2 separate regions of the Homo sapiens genome follow, and region 1 is linked to region 2. A link is a contact called in ENCODE POLR2A ChIA-PET data. All regions are on one chromosome and are shown on one strand. Each heading gives the region's core, a stretch centred on a gene start or an enhancer-like site at or near the end of the contact. The rest is flanking DNA. Distances are from core to core; before and after follow the strand shown.

The links. ChIA-PET counts read pairs that join two places held with the same protein, here RNA polymerase II (POLR2A).
Region 1: POLR2A ChIA-PET joins it to region 2 with 10 read pairs in activated B cell. The contact joins the promoter of CDK13-DT here to the promoter of AHR in region 2. POLR2A ChIA-PET finds 5 or more read pairs at or near these places in 2 of 52 experiments (CD8-positive, alpha-beta memory T cell and activated B cell).

What each region holds. Positions count from the first base shown.
Region 1 is chr7:39,948,114-39,950,813 of GRCh38, reverse strand. It overlaps CDK13-DT (CDK13 divergent transcript), which reads left to right and starts at 1,395. Exons shown (of 1, transcript NR_158201.1): 1 at 1,395-2,700. It overlaps CDK13 (cyclin dependent kinase 13), which reads right to left and starts at 558. Exons shown (of 14, transcript NM_003718.5): 1 at 1-558. The coding sequence starts at 172. RefSeq lists enhancers at 491-770, 271-1,189, 1,241-1,490, 1,561-1,690, 1,951-2,000 and 2 more and a silencer at 771-1,000.
Region 2 is chr7:17,297,326-17,300,025 of GRCh38, reverse strand. AHR (aryl hydrocarbon receptor) reads right to left here and starts at 1,374. Exons shown (of 11, transcript NM_001621.5): 1 at 697-1,374. The coding sequence starts at 761. LOC101927609 (a long non-coding RNA gene) reads left to right here and starts at 706. Exons shown (of 12, transcript XR_007060234.1): 1 at 706-966. RefSeq lists silencers at 700-749, 790-899, 950-1,099.

The DNA.
Region 1 (2,700 bases), core at 146-2,645, about 23 Mb before region 2:
GAGGCGGCGGGGGCGGCGGCGGTTGCAGGAGCTGCGGCTGCAGGAGCGGCAACAGCAGCGGCGGCTGCTGAGGGGACAGGAATCGCCTCCGCTTGCGGCGTTCCTCCAACTTCTTCTCCGCCCAGCTCAGGCCCCCGCCTCCCCCCAGCGCCGTGTCCGAGCTGCTCGGCATCGCCTAGAGCCAGCCGCAGAGCGCGGCGCGGGTGCGGCCTCCTCCCGGGTCAGATCCTGGCCATCTCCCCCGCCGGAAACGGGAGCGGCGGCGGAGGGACACCGAGCACCAGAGCCGGCCGGGAAAAGCGCCACGATAATCCGGGTCGGGACTCGGGTCCCTGGGTTCCAGGTCACAGTGGGGTACGCAGCAGCCTCCGGGCCCCAGGGAAGCAGGAATCCGGGCGGCGGAGCTCCCGATTGCGCTCGTCGTCCTATCCTCGGCAGCGAAAACACCAGATGCGCCGGGCGCTGACCTGCGGGGGAGTCCCGAGTCCTCCAAGTGCCCCCGGGGGTGGGGGAGCGGCCTTGGCCGCGCTCTCGGCTCGGGCAGCGCAACGCGGAAGTACCACCTTCGTCGCCGCTTCACTCCATCGCGCCCTGACGTTGGGTGCAAGTTCAGGGGAGGGGAGTGGGCGAGACAACAACACGCCTCCACCGCCTCCTCCTCGGCGTCGACGTCGTCCTCCTGTGGTGGCGGCGACACACCGCAGGCGCCTCGGAAGTGGCCTGGGCCTGACAACAACTCCCGGCCTAGGGCCTCGCGCACTCTGCGGCCCGCGGGGCTGGGCAGCGGGGCGGGGCGAGGCGGGGGCGACCGGGCTGCGGCTCTCGGTTGGGGCAGCGACTGTGCGGGGCTGGGCGGGGGGCTATTTCCGGGGAGATGGGGGCAGGGGCGTTTCTGAGTCTGTGGCGGTAGGTACGGGCCCTGACTTTCTTCTTCTTTCGCCGCCGCCGCCGCCGCCAGCAGAGGTGGCGGAGCTACCCCTTTCCTCCGCTCCCCCCCTCCACGAGGAGGCTCCTGGTGTGCGCGGCCTGCCCCGGCTCGCTCCTCCCCTTCCCTCTCCGCTCCTCGTCAGGAGGAGGGAGAGCAACGGGACTTGCTGGTTGGGCCCTAACCTCCACAACCCCTCCTTCTCGCCTCGCTCTTTCGGCTTTTCCCCTCAGCCCTGACGTACGACCGGGAGCGCGCCCGCAATTCACGCTCAGAGAAAGCCGAAGATGAGAGGTGGCCGGGGCAAGAGAGGCGGGAACAAAGTTACCGCGCACTGGCGTGCTCGCTCCCGCCAGGGGCCGGCAGGCCGCACCGGAAGTGGCATGATGTAGAAACCGCTCGGCTTCCGGCGAGGGTGGGACTCCGTGTGAAGAAGGGTTAAAGAAAGGAGAGGATTCGTGTGCCGCCCACTGCTGTTGCTTGAGACTCTGCCCGTGGTGGCGCGCCTGTCGTGCTTGTTGCTTGCGTCCAGCGCGCAGTGCCGGTTCCGGCTCTGCAGACGCCGCACTGCCTGCCTGTTGAGCGAAAGGTCACAGTGAGAACAAGTGTTTCTGGAGACTGCGAGGGAAATAATGCTGTTGGTGGCCTTCTGGAGTAGGCAGTTACCCCCCGTGTACCTTCAGTCAAGCCCTGGGAGTGGAACAGCTGCGAAAGGAGAGAAAACACCCCGCAAAACAGGGTGGAGATGGCGTTGGTTTAACTTGTCTCACGTACGCCAAAGTTCGAGGCCCCATTTTTTTTTTTTTTTTTTTTGAGACTGAGTTTCGCTCTCGTTGCCCAGGCTGGAGTGCAATGGTGCGATCTCGGCTCACCGCAACTTCCGCGAGGCCCCTTCTTATCCTAAAAAACACACTTGGGAATCACAGCTCAAGCTTCGGTAACACTATTTACTTTAAAATAAAAATTTTTAAAGCTTTAAATCAATACAGGAAATAAGTGGAATGTTAAAAGGAACTACTGAAAATTCCAAATTCTCAGGAGGCTTGAAATAAAAACATCTTGTGCGAATGAGGACTGCCCTCTTAGTACTTCACCCACTTTCACCTTCATATCTAAACCTTTGGGGTTGCCAAACATAGCCATATAGTGACCTCACATCTCATTTCTTGCCTTAGAATTGCCCTTCAGTTACAGACTAAGCACTCGGGATAATTAGATTAAAATGTAAATGGCTTATTGGCTTTTAGAATGGTTGGAAACGCAAGCTAACCCTGTGCAGTGGCACACGCCTGTAGTCCCAGCTACTCCGGAGGCTGAGGCAGGAGGATCTCTGGAGCTCAAGAGTTCGAGGCTGGAGTGAGCCATGACCGTGCCACAGCACCCCAGCCTGGCCAATCAGCAGGGCGAGGCCCTGCCTCTAATAAAAGAAAAAGCTAAGCCGTCTGTTCAATGACTAAATGTAGTAACCCCTTTGAAAATTCATTTGTTCAGATCATCAGTTGGTTTAGTTCTTAAACACTTGGTATCTATCCATCGTTAATACCTTAGTGTAAATTATTTTAATCAGTTTGACATCACAGTATCACAGACTGGCCTGATTTAAGCTAAGATCAGACTTCACTGACCGAGTACAAAGGATGTTGGTTTGCTGAAGGATAAAGGAGGAGGCAAAGGAATAGGTAATCTTAAAGTCAGAGCATTTCCCAGGAGGGCAGGCCTGGGTGGGCAACACCATGGGATGGGCATTGGGAAACTGAATAGAAAAATAGGGGGCA
Region 2 (2,700 bases), core at 125-2,624:
CACCCCAAAAGTGATAAGCAAGCTTCCGAAAAAGATGTCTGAAGAATACAAATCCTCCACCGTATCCTGTCCGTTGCATCCACTCCCACCTGCTACCACTTCTATCCACTTTACCGATATGGTCACGATGAGCGCTACAAAATTGCTGCCAAATAAGTAAATATGAGCGCAACACAAAGCCAGTTGGTGGGGACCAAAAAGTACCTTTAGAGGCACTCAGCCCCTTCGTAAAAGTCAGCATGTGTTTAGCTCTTTAAAACATCTCGCCTTACCAAACTCTACGAAGAATGAGAATTAAGACCGTCCTCTAACCTAACCCATGCGGATATGAAAAGTGGAAGGAGATTTCAAGACAGGTTTATACTAACTAATCCATTAGCCCAAGGCAGATCAGAGCTGTCAACAAATCAGGACCAAATCAGAAAGAACAAAGTTGCAAATGTGAGAGGGTGTGTATGCACTGGTGCGGGGGAAGAGGATGGGTGGGAGGACAATTTTTAAAATGCAATCATTGAAAACGGGAGAATCCAAGTCCTCTGTCTCCCAGCCGGCCTCCAAACCTCGATTCCACGGGCAGTGCCGGGAATGGACCTAATCCCAGGATCGCAGGGATTTGGGGGCGGGGTGGGGCTGCCTCCCGCACCCGCGTGCCTGAGCGCCCAGCCCCCGCGATGAGGACGCGCTCGGGACACTCACGTTTTCTGCACCGGCTTCCGCCGCTTGCGACTGGCGTAGGTGATGTTGGCGCTGCTGCTGTTCATGGTGCCCAGCCGACGGCGGCGGCTACTCCCCGGGCACTGGCGGCCGGGTCCCCGGAACCCGGTGTAGGCTGGGACCACTGCGGCGGCCGGCGCCGGGTTCCGCGAAGCCGCGCCCGCTCCACCTGCGTCCTCTCGGGACAGTGGCGTGGGCGCCGCGCCTCAACGCCTCGGCTCACGCAGGCTTCCGCAGCCCGCGCCAGTACAGGTGAGCTGCCTGGGCCTGGCGCAGTGAGGGTGGGCGAGGGGCGGAGACCCGCGAGCAAGGCGGCGCAGGTGCCGTCTACACCGGCGGAGGCGGCGCGGCAATGCCCGCAGGTGAGGCGGCCCGGGCGGAGGAGGAGCCTGGGCCGTCTATTTAGAATCCTGGCCTGGGTCGCTCACGGTGGCGCCGCGCCCCGTGACCGTCGCCGCGGCCCCTTGGGTGAGGGAGGTGCCGCCGCGCTGCTCCCGGGACTTCCTAAATCCAGGGTGCTTCCCGCCTGCGGAGCTCGGGCGCGGGCCACCAGTCCCGGCTGCTCCCAGCTTCCGTTCGGCTACACGGCTGCCCCTGTTCTGAGCTGGCGGTCCGGGGCACGCTCTCGGAACAGAGCGTCGACGGGACTCCCCAGCCACTGCCTCCCGCCGCCGCGCGCACCGGCTGAATAGCAGGAGCACCCCCGACCCCTCACCGGCCCCGCCCCGCCCAGATCCCGCGTAGCCCCGCCCCGTCCTGCTTGCCCCCGCCCATCTGGATTCCATTCCGTCTTCCTTGAGGGCCCCACCCTCATCCCGGCACGTGATGACGTAGGACGTAAGGACGCCCCCCCCCGCCGGTAGCCATCTTCGTGCATAGGCAAACTTATTGTAGCTAGACTGTACAAAGTATATCAAGATATGCCAAATATTGAGCTTAACTTCACCTGTTTGAGAGACGGTGGGTCAGCTAACTTGTGGCTAAGAATTACAATTAACTGGTAGACAACTGGTAGACAACCAATGGGACTGTATATTTTCCTAGTTGGGAAGGCTTCAGAAGGCCAGATTTGAGTTGAGACTTGAAGGCTAGGAGTTTCCTTGACCTTTTTTGGTGTGCGGGGGAAGTCTTTACAATAGACAGGAATATAGATAATAAGGGGACTATTATGTATTGTGTCATGGAGGACCATGTGGAAAAATATTGGGAGTAATTAACAATATTGAATACTGTTGAGAAATTCAAATTAGTTGAGAACTGAAAATGTCATTCTTGTTTTCTCAATGTGTAGTCACTGATGACTTTCGTGAATGCAGTGTTGGGGTAATGGGCCTGCAAATAACATTGAAGTGGGTACAGGATTGAGCTGAAGATAACAAAATGGCATCCTCAAGCAGGCAATTTTTCTTCCAAGTTTAGCTGTGGATGAGAGACACATCAGATTGTATGTAGGGGGAGTGAAGGGTTAAATGAGGGTTTTCTAGTTTTGGTTTAGTTCTTTAATGGGCGATACTGAGCGGCTTAGAGGGGGTAGAGATAAACTATGTAGGGAACCTGAGGGAAGAGTGAAGGAATGATAGATATTAAGATACCGAAAGCAGGAGGGAATGAGTGCCAAAGCATAAATGGGAGATTAGGACTAATAGATTAGATACTAACAGAAACAGCACTTACAGTGCTTTGCTATTCAGAGTACTCCACAGCTTCTTTTGAGAGTTACAGGAAATGCAGACTCTTTGGGTGTCCTTATTAAATCAGAACCCGAAGTTCACAGGAACTCCCAGGTGATTCAAATGTACATAAAGTTGGAGGAGCAGTTCTCTACCATAGCTGGAGGAAAGAAGGACAGTGGGTGAGATATAGTAGGCTACTAAATTTTGGATCAGAAAAATGAAGGAGATGTAACAAAGAGGGTATTCTAGCATGAGCTACAAAAGAACAATTGTGTTTTGTGGTCGATGATCTTTGTTTTAATTTTAGAAGAGC